Regions from separate parts of the Mus musculus genome. Here region 1 is linked to region 2. The links are chromatin loops, found by intact Hi-C in ENCODE. Cell type or tissue: heart. All regions are shown on one strand. Each heading gives the region's core, and the rest is flanking DNA. Links, peaks and the distances in the headings are about the cores only.

What was found. Hi-C counts contacts between places; a loop is a spot of excess contacts. Peaks named below come from ENCODE experiments on the same cell type or tissue, not always from the same donor. Only the 100,000 strongest peaks of a DNase experiment are listed, where the experiment ranks them.
Region 1: a loop joins it to region 2, with 2.5 times the contacts of the local background. A loop is called at or near these places in 3 of 42 quality-filtered maps.

Annotation. Positions count from the first base shown.
Region 1 is chr14:24,496,128-24,504,496 of GRCm38, forward strand. It overlaps Rps24 (ribosomal protein S24), which reads left to right. Exons shown (of 6, transcript NM_011297.3): 6 at 1-833. Among named protein-coding and RNA genes, the nearest start is that of Rps24, 9.6 kb to the left of the region's middle. In heart, for the core only: a CTCF peak has its summit at 4,559 (motif pointing right); DNase peaks (open chromatin) are centred at 2,874 and 4,614; H3K4me3 peaks cover 434 bases; H3K27ac peaks cover 789 bases.
Region 2 is chr14:24,898,528-24,906,896 of GRCm38, forward strand. No RefSeq gene overlaps it. Among named protein-coding and RNA genes, the nearest start is that of Gm41110, 12 kb to the left of the region's middle. In heart, for the core only: a CTCF peak has its summit at 4,607; DNase peaks (open chromatin) are centred at 2,234 and 4,514; H3K27ac peaks cover 3,871 bases.

The DNA of each region.
Region 1 (8,369 bases), core at 293-8,292, 400 kb before region 2:
TTTTGAGGTTTTATTTTTTTAAGATTTATGTATGTGAGTACACTGTAGCTGTACAGATGGTTGTGAGTCTTCATGTGAATGTTGACAATTGAATTTAGGACCTCTGCTGGCTCCGGTCAACCCTGCTCCAGCCCAAAGATTTATTACAAATAAGTACACTAGCTGTCTTCAGACACATCAGAAGGGGGCGTCAGATCTCATGGGCAGGTGTAGCCACCATGTGGTTGGGGGATTTGAACTCAGGACCTTCAGAAGAACAGTCAGGGCTCTTACCTGCTGAGCCATCTCCCTAGCCCCTTCAACTTTGTTCTTAGAAGCCAGGCCTTCCTCTCCTCCCTCTGCTTGATGATCTCTAGCTCTAGCTGGTCTGGAACTCATGTAGACTAGGCTGGCCTGAACAGAGATCTGCCTTCCTCAGTACAGAGGTTAGAGGTGAGTCTCCCTTGTTCCCCACATCTGGCTTTTGGCCTTAGTTGAAGCTAAATCTGCCTGAGACAGCTTACCAGATCTTATCCCAGTGGAAATTGAGTCTGTCTTGGGCTAGGACTCCAGGCTTGGCAGCAAGTGTTCTGGCAGTGGCCCATAGTCACCAGTCCAGCAACAGATACTTTGCTTTGCCTGATATTGGGAGGGATCAGAGTCAAGAGCCTGAACTGAGTTGATCAAGTCAGATATTCGGTTGGGCTAAATTTGCTTTTGTGCTGAGAGTGAAGCTTAGCCTATGTGGATCTTAGGTGAGTTTTTCTCTATAAAGGCTGTATTTTATCAATTTGTATGGGTCCATGTGGTAATCAGACTTGTAAATGCAATAAACATTGAATGGAAAACTAGGGACATCTTGGGACTGGAGAGAGAAGTGGTTTGTTTGCTTTTGAAGATGGCCTGGTTTCAAGTTTTCAGTGCCTTGTGGCTGGCTATCATTTGTAGTTCTAGTTTCAGGCAGGTAGATATTTTATGTGCATTGGTGTTTTGGTTTCATGTGTGTCTGAGTGTTGGATCCTCTGGACTGGAGTTAGAAATGGTTGTGAGGTGCCGTGGGGGTGCTCTTAATCACTGAGCCCCTCCCACCCTTATGTCAATTGTAATGAGACATCTTGAAGCAATGGACAAGTGAGATTTGGACAGCATTGTAAAATGGGGCATCAACGTGGGGAGCAAAGATGTGACTATTGTAGCTGCAGACTTGGGTGTAAAGCTGTTTTAGGGAATCAGTTCCCTTGCTGGAATCAAATGAGTAGAATGGGTCACGGGCTGAAGGCTAGGGTTATATGGAGTAGGATGAGGTAACTAAACAGCAGAGGCTAGCACAGGAGTCAAAGCAGGTCTCAGGCTAGTCTGGTTCCAGGATACCTAGGGCTACACAGAACCCTGTCTGGAAAAAGTCAAGGAAGCCTGGAGCAGGAGTCGGTTGCTTAGTTAGAGTATGGGAGCAGAGGAGCAACCTGTGGGTACAGGAGAGACTGCTGTTGGCAGGAAGTTACATAGCTGGTCTGTTGAAAGGAGTGCAGCATAGAGATTTACCTCCTGAGTGGTAAGATTTAAAGGCCTGTGCCCAGACAAACCAGTTTTCTTAAAAGTCAGGTGTCAAAGATGATAACTAGCTGGGGCAAGGAAGTGCATGGGCCTTTTCTGTGGCTGGTGTGGGCAGGGACAGTTGTACAGGCATGCTTCCTGAGCTCCAGGCATGGGCCAGGCTCTCCAGAGAAACAAGTCACACTGGCTACCTACCTGTAAGTGTTCCTTGATAGAGGGTATTTTTGAAATAGCTGAAGCCACTGTGGTCCACCTTCCTATGTGATGGTTGTAGGCAGCCTGAGTGGGCAACCAGCCTCTGCCTAGCCAGTTAGCACTCTCATCAGTCTGTCCCCTCTGCTACTTTGAATTCCTCTGGATGTTTGGGTTCATGTCAGATCGAGGGCTTTGAAGGGTACCTGTTCAGACATTCTGAATCAAGTTATTTTGAGGCTCAGGATGGCAGAACTGTGAGGCTGAGGGGAACTAGTTTGTGTGCAATTGTGCTACTGAGCTTGGGAGTGTTGGGAGCTGTAGCACAGCCCTGATAACTATGATAACGCGCTCTGCTTTGGGCAAGCCTTTATAAGAATGCAAAGTTGATCTAAGTTGATCGTGTCTCATTACAATTGACATGAGGGTGACTTACTAAGTGATCTTACTACAGAAAAGGCCCATGCACCGCCCCTCCAGCCTAGCACTAGCTGGAAATTAATGAGAACGAGAGCACAAGGCTCAAAACTCCAGACCTTGTGCCTACTTGATGTGTGGTGTGTGAGCTTCCTTCCATGTAGAAACCATCAAGGGTGGGAAGAAAGGCTGGAGATGGTTCTGCAAGTGTAGTGTCTCCGTTGTGGTGTTGGGGGCTGCTTTTAGATTGCCCCAGTATCCTGTGTGTGTAGCTTTCAGTTGTCTTTCATTGCTTTCCTTCCTTGCCAAAGTAGAATTTTAATTTGGTCCAAGAAGACTTATACCAAACTCCTGGAGCTGAGGCAGGTGGGTTATAAGTGGTACATTATGGGCACAGTGGTCTACAATTTACCTGGAAGGATGCTGGTGAGGTCTGACAACCAGTAGTTTAGGTTGGGGAGGTACCATGTGAGGGTGGGATTAGGACGCAGTTTTGTGACTCCAAGGTAGTACTGTATGTTCAGTCACCAAGCTGCTTTCTTTTGGGCATGACATTGGTCAGTGAGGTGCCATCTGCCATAGGGATACTGAATATAGGTAGCCTAGCCAACCACATTACCCATTTACCAAGTTAACTGTGCCCTGCCAGTCCCTGATCTGGCACCTGGGGAGGAAAGAAGCCAATAGAGGATCTTGTGGTCTGGCTCCTGGAGTAGCTAGCAGGTTGGGACATTGTGGCAGTCCACAGCCAAACTTGGTGTAAGGCCGTGGATCCTGGAAGGTTTCCGGAGGTCATGGGGTTAAGTGATGTGATCTGGCTCAAATTCAAGAGCAGAGTCACATTCAAGGCCATGAAAAATGATTAAGCAGGTGCGTGAGGGAGTGGCCGTTCTGTGGTGGGGCAGGGGAAAGATGGAAATCCTGAATTTGTTTAGGTGGCTTCAGACAGTTGCCCTTAACTCCTGCTGTTTTTACAGGAGAAATCCCATTCTGAACAGACCTCAGACCAGCAAAGATAGCTGGCTGACTCTGGGTTATCAATGTGGACAGCACAAATTCTTGAGTCCCAAAGCACTACACAGCTGTTCCTCCGTTCTCCAGACTTTCCTCCTATGCCAGACCTGAGGCCCTGTCTCCCATAGTCTTCAGGCTGGGAGTGGGAGGATAAGACCTGATGGAGCAAGCCGCCCCCCCCCCCCCCCAAAGGTCAGCAGGGAACAACCCCAGGAAGACCCCGTGTGCCAGGCTGAGGACTTTTCTCATTCATTATTTTGGTTGAGTAAAAGAAATGTGGAGAATTAGAGATTGAACAGTAAGTGGAGTGTCCTTGTCACACGCTGAGTTTTTCCACACAGAATACTTGAGCCGTTTGACTGCTCATCAGGCACGATGGGAAGATTACAGCTGGAGAGGGCTGATGAGCGGGTATTTGAGCAGTGTACTGGGAAACGGCCCGGCCCGGTTCCTGCTCCTCAGCGTCCAGCAGCAGGAGCTGTTGGGGAACAGAGGGCTCCCACCCCTCCCTCTATAGCAGGTACAAGAGCAGGGTTGAGTAGTGAGGCTTTGTTAAAAATACTCAGCTGTTCACCTGTGTTCACTTTGTAGCTCGGAGTGGGAGCATTCATTCATCTGAAAATTTAACAGCTTTGAGGCTTGGACTCAAAGTTCACAAAGGTCTTTTCTGCCGATGTCTCTCGATGTGACAGGTCTTGTCCAAGAGAAGCTTGTGGATGAATGATAATACTACAACTACTGCTAATAAACATTCCGGGCACAAAACTAGGGAGATGCTTAGTGGATAAAGTTCTTGCACTTGTGAGGACTTGAGTTTAAATCCCTATCGCCTACAGAAGAGCTGGGCTGAAGCGGATACCCGTAACCCTAGTGCCAGGAAAGCCACAGGCAGATTTCTGGGACGCTTTCCAGCCTAAGCCTAAATGATGAGAGGAGATCTGAGGTCTACTTCTGGCCTCCATATGTGCATGCACGTGTAAATATATACATGTGATAAACACATGAACAGATTTATTGAGATTATACTGGGATCTGAGTCTAGGAGGGAGGCACAAATAAGCCCATTTTGCAGATGAAGATGTTGAGGTTTACAGGGAGCTAAATAGTCAGCCTAATGAGCCAGAGTAGCTAAGGAAGGTCATGGGTATTCACTCTAGCCACAGCACCAATTGCTAACTTATTAGATCTGCAAATTTCCGGACCGTACTCAGTCAACTACTGGAAAGTGAGAGTGGAGCCCAGTTACCTGGGTTTTAGCAAGCCTGGCAGGTACATTTGGCGCGGAGTAAAGTTAAGGGTATTGGGGGAGGAGACAACTGTGGGGGCCAGCAATGGATGCTTTTGATAGCCATAATACTGAACCTTCCTTGGTGGAATAAAAGTGGTCCCTGCGGCTGTCTTCCACGAGGGGGCACTGTGGATTCAGGCTTGGAATCGCCGGCTTTGTTGTCCCGGCGGCTGCTGCTGCTGCTCTCGGGAAGCCTGAAGAAAGCCTGCTGCCAGATTAGCTGAGGGGTCAGCCTTTCTTCTTCCGGGAAGGTCTGCCGGGGTGGTAATCTTGTTTACAGGATTCAGCCCTCGTGGTGAAACTGAACCTGGAGGGCTTGCTGCTGTTCACATGTGCATGGCGATGCCTACCCATCCGTGGGGCAAGGTCTCTGAAGATCCTCTGCAAACAACATTCCCCTTTTGTAGCTGCCCAGCCAGGCAGCTTACAGTTCCTTTGGAGGGCAGAGCACTAGAACCCCAGTAGCCGATTATGGCTCAGCGTTCAACGTGCTTCCGTGTCATAGTGTTGTCTTGTTTAGATGGGAACAGGAGCCAATTTCGAGTCTTCATTTTGTGGTTTGGGGCAGTTTTCCTTCACCTCTGGGCCCCAGTTTCCCAGGAGATTGAAGGGAGTAGCTTTCATTAGGTGGCTCTCAGCCCCTCTTTCTCTCCATGTCTAAAAATCCTGCCCTAGGGAAGAAAGGAGGAAGCCGACAACCCCCCTTTCTGTCTCCTGGTCTATCCTCCCCTCCTACAGAAGAAGCGTCAGGCTTATAGATCCTCTGCTTTTAAAAATAAGTGTAAATACACACATGCAGATAACAACATACAAGTCCTGCCCCAGGGGGCCGGGGAAGAGCCCAGCTCAGACTCTGAAAGGCATGTGGTGCAAGGACACTGCAGGGGCTGTGACATGACATCCATCTCTGGTGTACGTTTCAGTAAGCCTTTCCAGGGACTTGCAAGGCAGTAAGGTGGAACCTACCAAATTGGATTTTTTTTTTTCAGGTCCTTAGACACCCAGGATTTGCCTCTATATAGATTTCTATTCTGTGTGTTTGGAAGAAGGAAAGATTTACATCATGGTCTCCTCTTGGCTGCACGTGTTTCTTCAGAAAATACATTGTCTCACAGTGACTTCAGCATTTCCCTCCTTAATACAAAGGACTGGTATCTTATGTCTATAGTGGCTGCGCACTGAAGAAGTTGAATGCCGAGTTAGGCATTGAGCCTCTGGCATTGGCCAATATGAGCCTATAGAAGTATCCAATACCAAGGGAGATTCCAGCCTTCTGCTGACTCCCACCGTGTCTGATGATACACAGCATTTGGTTAGAAACTGCCCACCCCACCAGCAAGACCACTGAGTCATAACTCTCCACAGTAGAGGGTACAGGTTAAGCCAGATAACTACCTGATTTCCCAGAGAAGCAGAGGGCCTCTTTTGTTGTTGTTGTTGTTTTTTGTTTTTGTTTTGTTTTTTGGTTTTTCGAGACAGGGTTTCTCTGTAGCTCTGGCTGTCCTGAAACTCACTCTGTAGACCAGGCTGGCCTCGAACTCAGAAATCTGCCTGCCTCTGCCTCCCGAGGGCTGGGATTAAAGGCGTGCACCACCATGCCCGGCCAGAGGGCCTCTTTTGGCTCATCTAGTACCTCCACAGAAGTGTGGAGCGTATCAGTGACTTGCTGAGGTCTCTCAATTTGTTAATGGTAAGGAGGGGACTGGGCTTCAGGCTGCTTTACCCATAGCTCATGCCCCTCCTGACAGCATGTGTCATTTGAAGACGCTCAGGTGCATTAATACATACACAAACATTGACATCCCCCCCTTCGCCACACACATAGACATCCCCTCAATACATACTTGCTTGTGGTGCTGGGATGGAGCAAGCAGGAAGAGAGAATGCTTTATCTGAGCTACACCCCAGCCACTGAGTTCATGAAGCTCCGTGGTACCTTTTCCATTCTCTCTACCTCCTTGTCCTGTGTCTTCCCACACAGTCTATCATTAGCACAGAGGCGGCCCCTGGGAGGGTGAGGCTTGACATCACAACCTTGGTACTTCCTATGCCATAGATTCAGTAGACTGGAGGTCTTGGCTGCTAGTAACTTTGACTCGGTATAAACAGCCTTGAGTAGGCAGCACACATAGCACTCATGGGCAAAGGCTTGGTGGATGCAGCAGTTCTCTAGTGTCAGCAATGGTTTCCCTCCTTCATTATCTCATATGGGTGCTGTGGTATGGCCTGTGCAAATCACAAGTGGGCTAAGAGTTAGACAAGGGACAGATGCTCAGCATAAGAGGTCTGAGGAGAACTTGGCTGTGGATGACTAGCTGAAGGCCCCATCTCCCCCAGCCCCAGCACATCTGGGAGAAGTCATACCTTCTGCACATAGATCAGCTCTAGCCTAAACCATCAAAGGAGAATGGCTTAGGGACCAGTGCCAGTCTTTGCTGTGGCAGAAGGAAAACAATGGATGCTTGTTTTAGGGTCTTTTTGACCAAAGGCCTCTGGAACACAAGGGGTTTTTATTAAACCCTTTATTAGAAAACTGACAAGTATTTAGCGAAGAACTGAAAAACAGCGCTGGGGGCTTCTCTGGGATTGGTGCGAGAAAAATCACGCCAGAACACGAGCAAGCTTTATGCTCCAGTTTCTCTACATCTTCTCCAACACTTGTTAGTTATCCGTAGTATTGATTTTAGCTGCCAGAGTGTGAAGGGATAAGTTAATTATGGTTTTGGCATTTTTGTTATCCAGGCTAGCCTCTAACTGGATATGTAGCTGAAGACAACCTTGAACTACCAACCCTCTTGCCTCTACTTCCCAAGTGCTGAGATTATAGCCCACCATCATCTTGTTTTATGTGCTGGAGAGCAAACCTTGGGCTTCATGTATGCTAGGCAAGCACTCTACCAAGTGAGCTACATTACCAGCCCTGTTTTGTTTGTTTGTTTGTTTGTTCATTTGTTTGTTTGAAATAAGATCTCATTGTATGATTCAAGTTGGTTTTGAACTCACTACATAGTTAACTGTCCTATTGCTGTGAAGAGACACCATGACTCAGGCAACTCTTATAAAAGAAAGCATTTCATTAGAGTTTGCTTACAGTTTTAAGCATTAGTCCATGTTTATGGTGGGGAAACAGACAGTAATGGTACTGAAAGCTTTAAATCCCTATCCACAGGCAGCAGGCAGAAAGAGACAATGAACCTGCTGTGGGCTTTTGAAACCTCAAAGCCTACTCCCAATGACACACCTACTCCAAGGCCACACCCCTTCTTCCTTCCCGAACAGTTCCACTAATTGGGGAAGCAGGCATTTAAACATGTGAGTTCATGGGGCCACTCTCATTCAAATCCTTACAGTAGCCAGTAATCTTACTGGCATTGGACTTGAGATCTTTCTGCCTTAACCTTTCTAGTGCTGGATCACAGGTGTCTGCCACCATACTTGGTTTACGAGTGTCTTTTTGTGTGGCTATGTGTACTCTGTGGATCAAAACCAGAGTCTAATTTCTTCTATACATAGGTCTATATTGTAAACTAGAACTAAAGCTCCAGCCTTCATTATAGTTTTCATTTACATTTCATAATAACTGATTTTACAAGGCATGGGAGCACACAACTTTAATTGCAGAACTCTGGAGGTATAGGCAAGTATTTAACTGTGAGTTTAAGGACAGCCTGTTGTATGTAGCAAGTTCCAGGACATCCAGAGCTTCACAGAGAGACCTTATCTCAAAAACAAACAAATAAATAAGCAAAAACAACCCAACTAATGGTTTGACGGTCTTTTCATGTGCTTATTTATGAATATATGTTGTTCTATTGTCATTTCTGTTGCTATGAAAAATACCCTAACAAAAACAGCTTTAGAGGAGAAAGTTTATTTTAGCTCATAATTCTAGGTTCCAATCCATTACTTTGGAAAGTCACAGCAG
Region 2 (8,369 bases), core at 291-8,290:
AAAGAAATGTTCCAGAACAAAATCAAGAAAGGAAAGGAGGGAGGGAGGGAGGGAGGGAGGGAGGGAGGGAGGGAGGGAGGGAGGGAGGGAGGGAGGGAAACAGAATTTCTTACTTGGGTAAGAAACACTGCTGAAAGATTATCCTGATGAACACCAGGTCCTGGCGGAGAAGGTGACATGGTTGTCCTCCCGATGCCTTTTGCTCCTTTCTTTTCTTTTCTTTTCTTTTCTTTTCTTTTCTTTTCTTTTCTTTTCTTTCCTTTCCTTTCCTTTCCTTTCCTTTCCTTTCCTTTTCTTTTCTTTTCTTTTCTTTTCTTTTCTTTTTCCTTTAGGACTTTTTTTTTTAGTTTTTATTGGTTATTTTATTTATTTCCATTTAAAATGTTATCCCCCTTCCTGGTTTCCTCTCCGCCCCTATCCACCCCGTTTCTATGAGGGTGCTCCCTCACCCACCCACCCACTCCCGCCTCACCACCCTAACATTCCCCTACATTGAGGCATCAAGCCTTCACAGGACCCAGGGCCTCCCTTCCCATTACTCATTTCTTAATAAAAGCCTATTCCGATGTACACCATTCATGGGCTTCAAGCGAGTCAGCCACCAGTCCCAGCTTCATCTCTCTGTCAATCCAAGTTCTTATAAATCATGACCTCTCTACAGTAGACGTTCCCAACCTTATTGCCAGAACTATGTTTCTCTCTTTCACCACCACTACCACCACCATCATCAGGACTACCACCACCATCATCAGGACCACCATCACCGTCACCGTCATCGTCATGTCCTTCTCCTCCTCCTCATCATCATCATAGTTATTTGCAGAGCTCGGGGTTGAAAGGAGAGCCTCGTACATGCTGACCAAGCACTCATACTGAGCTGTACCCTCAGAAGTTCTCACTATGTAGCCAAGGCTAGCTTTAAACTCCTAATTCCCCAGCTTCTCCCTCTAAAATATTAGAATGCTGGGTAGACACCACCATGACCAACATTATTTTCTTTTGCAGTGCCCCAACACTTCTCAGAGCTAGACCCAAATCACTTAGGGAACATTTGTGCCTCAGTAACTTGTGAGACAACTGAAAAAGCAATGTACACAGACTGTAAGAAAACAGGAATTTAAATTACATTCCCTTTAAATTATAGACAAGCAAGTGGCACATCTATTTATGCTTTTTTTGTATTTTATTTTTGTTTGTTATTGTTGTTGCTGTTGCTGCTACTGCTGTTGGTGGTGTGTGTGTGTACATGCACGCACGCATGCACACACGCATGTGCATGTTCATGCATGGCTGGTGTGTAGAGGTCAGAGGATAACTTGAGTTATTTCTTATCTTCCACTCTTGCTCAGTCTGTCTTCTTATCAACCCAGGGCCGTCTGCCCAGGGGTTGCACTGCCCACAGTGGGCTGGGTCCTCCCACATCAGCCACTAATCAAGAAAATGCTCCATGGGGTTGCCGACAGGCCAATCTGATGCAGACATTCTCTCCACTAAGGTTACCTCTTCCCAACTGACCTAGCTTGTGCCAAGTTGACAGAAAACTAAACAGCAATTAGAGCGGCCAGAGAAGAATCTCTCAAAGTTGGGGCATCCTCAAAGGTCTCTAGTAAGATGGAAGATGGATAGCGTGAAGTCCCTTGAGCAAGTAGTTAGTGTCGCTTCAGTCCTGAGTTCTAGCCCCGTGAGCCCCCTTCCACAAACTGCTTTAGGCAGCAGTATGGCTAATAAAATATGGAGAGAGGTCTCTGGTTGGATCGCTGAGAAATGTCTCCCTCAAGCTACAGAAGTTCTGGTGCTGGCAGCTCCGGAGACTGTGACGGCACCCAGAACTGCAGCTGCCATTTTGACTCCGGCGAGGAAACAATTCAGACTACAGAGGGGGAAAAATGTAAGGTAGCTGGCTTCAGTGACATGCTTGAACACTGAGTCCTGGAAGTACCCATCTCTGGACTTCCTACTGTGGGAGCTGATACCTTTCCAGAACTTTCAAGCCCTGGAAATCTGGGTTTCCTGTTGACCACTACTCACCAGTCTCCTTCCGGGTAATCCAACAATGTACATTTAGGAAACAATTCTTTTTATTCAGAGTCTCTGAGGAAGCCCATGATTCTTGGCTCACCCTGGATCGGTGCAGTTTGCCAAATTCCCTTCTCTGAGGAAACCTTTTTTTTTTTCCATAGAACCCAATTATATCTCACAGAACACACGTGTGCCAAAAACCACACTTCTGAAAAGCTGCCTTACATCCCGTCTCAGCGGCCCCCAGCCCCCACCGGCCTGCAGAAGCCTGTGCACACAGACTCCCACCTCAGCACAGAGCCCACATGTGTTTCTGCTCAGTGGGGGAGACTAAACGGAGCCAGATGTACCTGGGCAGCCCACAGCAGAAGCAATGATTTAACATCCTAGGTATGTGGGGATTAGCTTGCCTCAGAGCTCCCATGGAGGGGAGGGCCTTGCTTGCTGGCCTGCTAATGGATTCAGCAGAGATGCCTCACAGGCCGGACACAGCGTGTGGCATGTTTTGTGTAACATGGAGTATGCACGACACGTTCTGCCCATGACTATGCTGGTGTATATGCCTGTAGTGGTGCGCAGTGGAGCTGCATCTGCAAGCACTGTGCGTATGACAGCTGTGGCCATGATGGCTGTGCTGTGACTGAGACGTTTTGATGAGTCTGTCCGTGGTAACTGTATTTTGTTCCTGGGATGACCACCACTGCCTTTCCATGGCTCCTGGAACAGGACCTGCTTTTTCCACTGAGGAGCCCTCTGGGAAGCTTCCCATCTGCCTTGTTCTTTCTTAGCCCCGCCTGAGGATCCCCGACCCCACTGGGTTGTGTTTTTGTTTTTGTTTGTTTGTTTTTACTGCATGACCAGCCATTTATGCAAGACCATGGTCATCCCTCCCAAACTGGAGCTCAGAGACCACTCAACACATGATTTCCAAATGGCATCCTTTGGGGTTCTTTGGTGTTTGCAATGTACTTGAGCCAGGCTTGTGTAGGGATGAAGAAGGCCAAGGCCCCTGTCTTAATCAGACCATGCTAGCCCTTGTTTATTCTCTCTATCCAGGAAAACCAGTTAAGCTACTGACTGGCTGTCCTGTATCTTACCACAGATGAGGTCTTTTCCCTCGGAATGTTCTAGAATCCCTGGAGAGTCGTGGGCCAATGGAGGGGGTCAGGCCAGGCAAGGGGAGATACAGCCCACAAAGTCAGCTCTTTATTCTCCCAGTTGGCTTTGCCTGGTGTGACCCAGGAAAAGGGGGCCTGCCCTGTGTGTCTGCCATGCAGTCGGGCAGCCACAGACAGCATGCTTTTCAAATTCTGGGCCCCTGGCAAGGAAGCAGGAGGCAGGCAAGAGCTGAGTACAACCTCGGAGGTAGCCTGGGTTTTATTTGCTCAGCTGTGGTCAAAGGCCAATGCTGGCCACCCACACCGGGCTCGGCAATTTCACCTGAGGACAACTGTACTTTTAACTCCCGAGGTCCTGTGATGCCAAGGGTATGGATTGGCATAGGTCCGGCAGTAGGTGCTTCTAGGGACTCCCTTAGGCACAGTGGACACATGCCTGTGGCCCGATACTCTTGGCACCCACCAAAACATAATGGTTTTATTTCTCTTAAAATGAAAAGAAGCAAATTAATTTTTGGATCAAGTCTTTTAGTAGAGCATGTTTTTCATCTCTGCCCTTATACATTTGTAAAATAATGTTACTGTGTTGTAGCAACTCCATATCTGTAGAGGAAGGCCTGTGCTTTAGAAATGTATCACTAAAATCAGGATAAAGGCATGAGGTACCCTGAGGCTGTGACAGGGAACATCGGGGTTTTATCAGCTTGGATGCTGTAACAGTGCCACCAAACAGGTTGTGTGGCTAGGAGCTGTTAAACAATGCAAACTTGTTCCATCGGCTCACCACCCTTGAGGAGCCCAATAGGGTGTCAGAAGGGGTGGTTGCTTCTCTCTCTCTCTCTCTCTCTCTCTCTCTCTCTCTCTCTCTCTCTCTCTCCCTCTCTCTCCCTCCTTCCCTCCCTCCCTCCCTCCCTCCCTCCCTCTGTATGTCTATGAGTGTGTATCTCTGTCTATGTATTCCCTCATGAAAACACCCATCATACTGAATTTAGAGCTACCCCAATGGCTTCATTTTTAACAGTCATCTCTTTAAAGACCTTGTCTCTAAATACAGCCCCATTCTGGGGTCCCAGAGTTTAGAACTTCAAAACTTCAACACAGGAATTACAACTCAGTTCTAAATAAAGTATGGTCACTCCATATTCTTCCCCTGAAATCCTTCCCCTCCCTCCCTCCCTCCCTCCCTCCCTCCCTCCCTCCCTCCCTCTCTCCCTCTCTCCCTGTCTCTTCTTCCACCACCCCCCCCCCCCCGCCCAGCTCTCTGCTATTAGAGGAAACACTCTTCAACTCCCTGTTCACTCTATAGTCCTGGGAGTCAGCTGATGTCACGACTGGCTTTGTACAAGCTAGAGCTGCCAGATGGGACACAAAGTACTGCTCGTGCTGGGAGTGGACTGAGGTCTCTTCCCTTTGGATGCCAGAGCTTGATGGAGCTGCACTTGTGGATACTCGGTGTTCTGATTCTTGGGGCCATTAGGTGGTGTCATGAGCTGGTAGAACTCACAGAGACAAAGAAATCCTGGTCTACCTGCTCCATTCTCCTCTGCCCCATCCTCACTGTGCCCATGTTATAGAGTCTGTCTTGGGCTGTCTTGATAGTGAAGGAGGTAGATTCCCTAGTTTTGAACAGTAAAGGATGTGGGCAGATCCTGATCTCTGGGATGCCAGGGATTCATAATGTTTTACTAGGGCTTTGCCAGGGGAAGATGTTTAGAGACTCAGGAAATAGCTTCCAGCCACTGATGTTTCAGTAAAGGCTACAGAGCTGGCTCAACTCTCTGGGAAGTCCAGTACCTCTCAAGCATAATGATCTGGTAGTTATGGTGAAATTAGCTTGGATTTCAGATAGGAACTCCAGAGGGTAATCTAAAAATGAAGACAAAAGAGGAAGAGGAGGAGGAGGAGAGAGGAGGAGGAGAGAGAGGAGGAAGGGAAGAGAAGGAAGGGGGAGAGGACATGGGGAGAGAGGCAGAGAAGAATAGAGGAAGAAGAAAGGGAACGAACAGGAAGAAGAAAAAGAGGAGAAAGGGAGGAGGGAGGGAGGAAGAGGAGGTGATGTGGTGATGTAGAGGTAAGGTTGTATCTGAGCTGCCCTCTCTTGTGCTTGCCCTGGTGTAATGACCTGACCTTCTCCAGGCTCTCCAATGTGGATGCACAAACCTTCTCACAGCTCAGTAATCTTATCCTGGTGGGTGGTTTCAGAGTCAGAGTTGGAGTGGGGGCATGGATGTGATCATTCCAGATCTATGACAGACACTTATCCTGGGGCAGGAGGGGCAGATCCATGGAACTGGTCTGGGGTCTGGTACCCGGACCTGAGAAACAGGTGATACAGGGGGAAAGGATCTAGGGATACACTCTACATCTCTCTCTCTCTCTCTCTCTCTCTCTCTCTCTCTCCCCCTCTCTCTCTCCCTCTCCCTCCCTCTCTCTCTCCCTCTCTCTCTCTCTCCACCTCCCATGTATAATAAAGTAGCAGAGCTGGAAGCTGAAGGACTAGAATTAGCTCTTAGCAGATGGGTAAATGATCTCGATGAATACCTGCGCCCGTGTTCCAGTCTTGGGTCTGGGGTGGCAAAGACAGGAAGACAAGTGGCAAATGTGCTGCTATAAGACAGGCTCATGTCCTCTTTGAAATAATCTTATTTTTTCCCTCATCATTTAAAAAGTTGAGACTTATTTAAAATATATACAGAAAATGCAGCCAAGTGGAAAAAAGGTAGACTTGATTCCAGTAAATCCCCTAACCAGAGACAAGCACCATGGGCACTGTGGTCCATCCTTTTCCCCTGCACCACTTCCTGTGTGACAGACACAGCAATTCAAATGCAGAGTGGAGTGACAGAGGTCTTCTTTGGAGCCCTCATAACTACAACAGAGGGTGGTCAGTAGTATCAATTTTACCTCTCCTATGACATCATTTCATGGTAGCTGAGCCAGGGCTCATAAGGAAGGCCACCCTGTCCTCGGAAACAAAGTTGGCTTTGACAGATAGCAAGGTGGCAGGCAAGGTGCTTTAGATGGGTGAAGGAAACCAGCTAAGTCATAAAGGTGAGAGCCAAGTCCATGGCTTTTCAGCATTGGAGAGAAGCCAGAGCAAAGGGATATACATTGGGTGTGGGCCTGTGCACCATGCATGTGTTAGGGTGGGTAAGGGGGAAGCAGCAGCGCTGAGCTGGCTGGAGTCAGCCTTCCAGAGCCATGACGTATGAGACATAACAGCTCAAGCTGTCTCTCCAAGGCTCCCGGGAACTACTGAAGGCTTGTGTGTGTGGTGTACGTGTATTAACATATTCATGTGTGGTCATGTGTACACAAGGGTACCCATGGACATGTGTGTATTAGTGGAGTATGAGGGCCACGTCTGGTGTCTTCTGCAATTGGACTGCCTCCTCTTTTGAGACACCACCTCTTACCGCATCTGGAGCTCATTAATTCCTTTATGCTGGTTAGTCAATGAGCTCCAAGGAGTGTCTTCTCTCTTCATCTCCAGTGCTAGGATTGCAGACGCCTGCTCTCATCCCTGACTTTTTACCTGGGAACTGGGGATCCGAACTCAGGTCTGCATGCTTGTAACACAAGAACTTTACTGACAGAGCCATTTCTCCTGCCCAGGCTCTCCAGATACAAAGGGATCTTTTAGTGAGATACTAGACTCCACATGGAGAAACCACAGAGCCTACCATGAGTCTATTAGATCCTCTGACCCTAGTTCAATCCCCAGTAAAGGGAATGGGACTAAAGTCTGGTGGGTTTGGGAAAGTTACTCTATCCCCAGATGCTCCTGGATTACAGTGTCCACAGAGGATGATGGAGGTCTGAATACACTAACCCAGCCACAGGAGACGAAGGAAGTGGGGTGTAATTTAATGGCAGCAGCCGCTACCCAGTCTCCCCTCTCTAAAGCCGGGCTCAGCTGACTGAGGGTCGGTTCGCTTCCCTTCCAATGTGAGAAGGGGCCTCTTTGTGACTGAAACTGGGTTGACAATGCATAAGTTTTCACTTGGGTGTGCTCTAGGATGACTGATGCCGTGTGATATGATCAGCCTCATTTGACAGGCGTCACGCTTTCTGCACTGTCCTGCAGGCACTAGGAAATATTAAATAGACGGAGCATACCTGGCTCAGCTACCAGGAAGTGACATCACAGGTGAGGTAAAATTGATATACTGACCACCTCTACTGTGGTTGTGAGGGCTTCAGGGCTACCCGTGGGACCTTTAAACCGTGAACCTTTATGTCCAGCATTGGACACATGGCAGTTATGTGCAAACATAGGAGTGTAGTTCACGAATAGCCACAGCAAAGACAAACATCTGACAGCCTGTGGTTGAGAAGGAGTGAACTGATGGTAGATCAACTTGCAGATGAGCAGAGGAGGGTGAATTTTGCTCGCAAGTTTTGTCCATTATGAGTTGAGGCTGAATGCTGCAGGCTATCCCAAAAGAGGATCTAGGACAAGACTGAATGCTGCAGGCTATCCCAAAAGAGGTTCTAGGACAAGACTGAATGCTGCAGGCTATCCCAAAAAGAGGTTCTAGGACAAGACTGAATGCTGCAGGCTATCCCAAAAAGAGGTTCTAGGACAAGACTGAATGCTGCAGGCTATCCCAAAAAGAGGTTCTAGGACAAGACTGAATGTAGCTTCACTAGGGAACAAGTTTGCCGAGAGTTAAGAGCACAGAGACTTTCAGCCGACACACAGGATTGAAGTTGGGAGAAGAAGGGAGGGAAAGGTGGAGAAGGAACTTTGAGACTCTGGCACTGGTCTAAGAAAATCTGGACCATGTTTCTCAAGTAACATTATTCTTAACATTACTCCACCTTAATCCTGGTGGCCCCACCCTAGATTTCAGGTTATGGTTATCTACCTCAAATGGACACCAGCCTCATGGGAGATGGCAGGTGTGACTTGCATAAGCAGAGTATGAGGACCCAGAGGGCACAGCTAGTGGCTGGCAGTCAACTCTCCTACACAGGCAGAGGCCTGGGAGGGGCGCCCCTGGCTGCAGTGGCAGACTCCATTGGAGAATCTAGCCCTTCTGAGGACTAACACACTGTGGCCAAGAAAGGAATTCCTTAGAGTGCCTCACTGCTGACAGAGAGGTGTGTGTCAGCCTCACTGCTTTTAAGCCCAGGTCACAATAGGATGTGTCCAATCTAGCAGAATTTCAGAATGTAAATACCTGAATAACTGGAGCCAGAACCAATACTGGAAGAGGGGAGCACCAG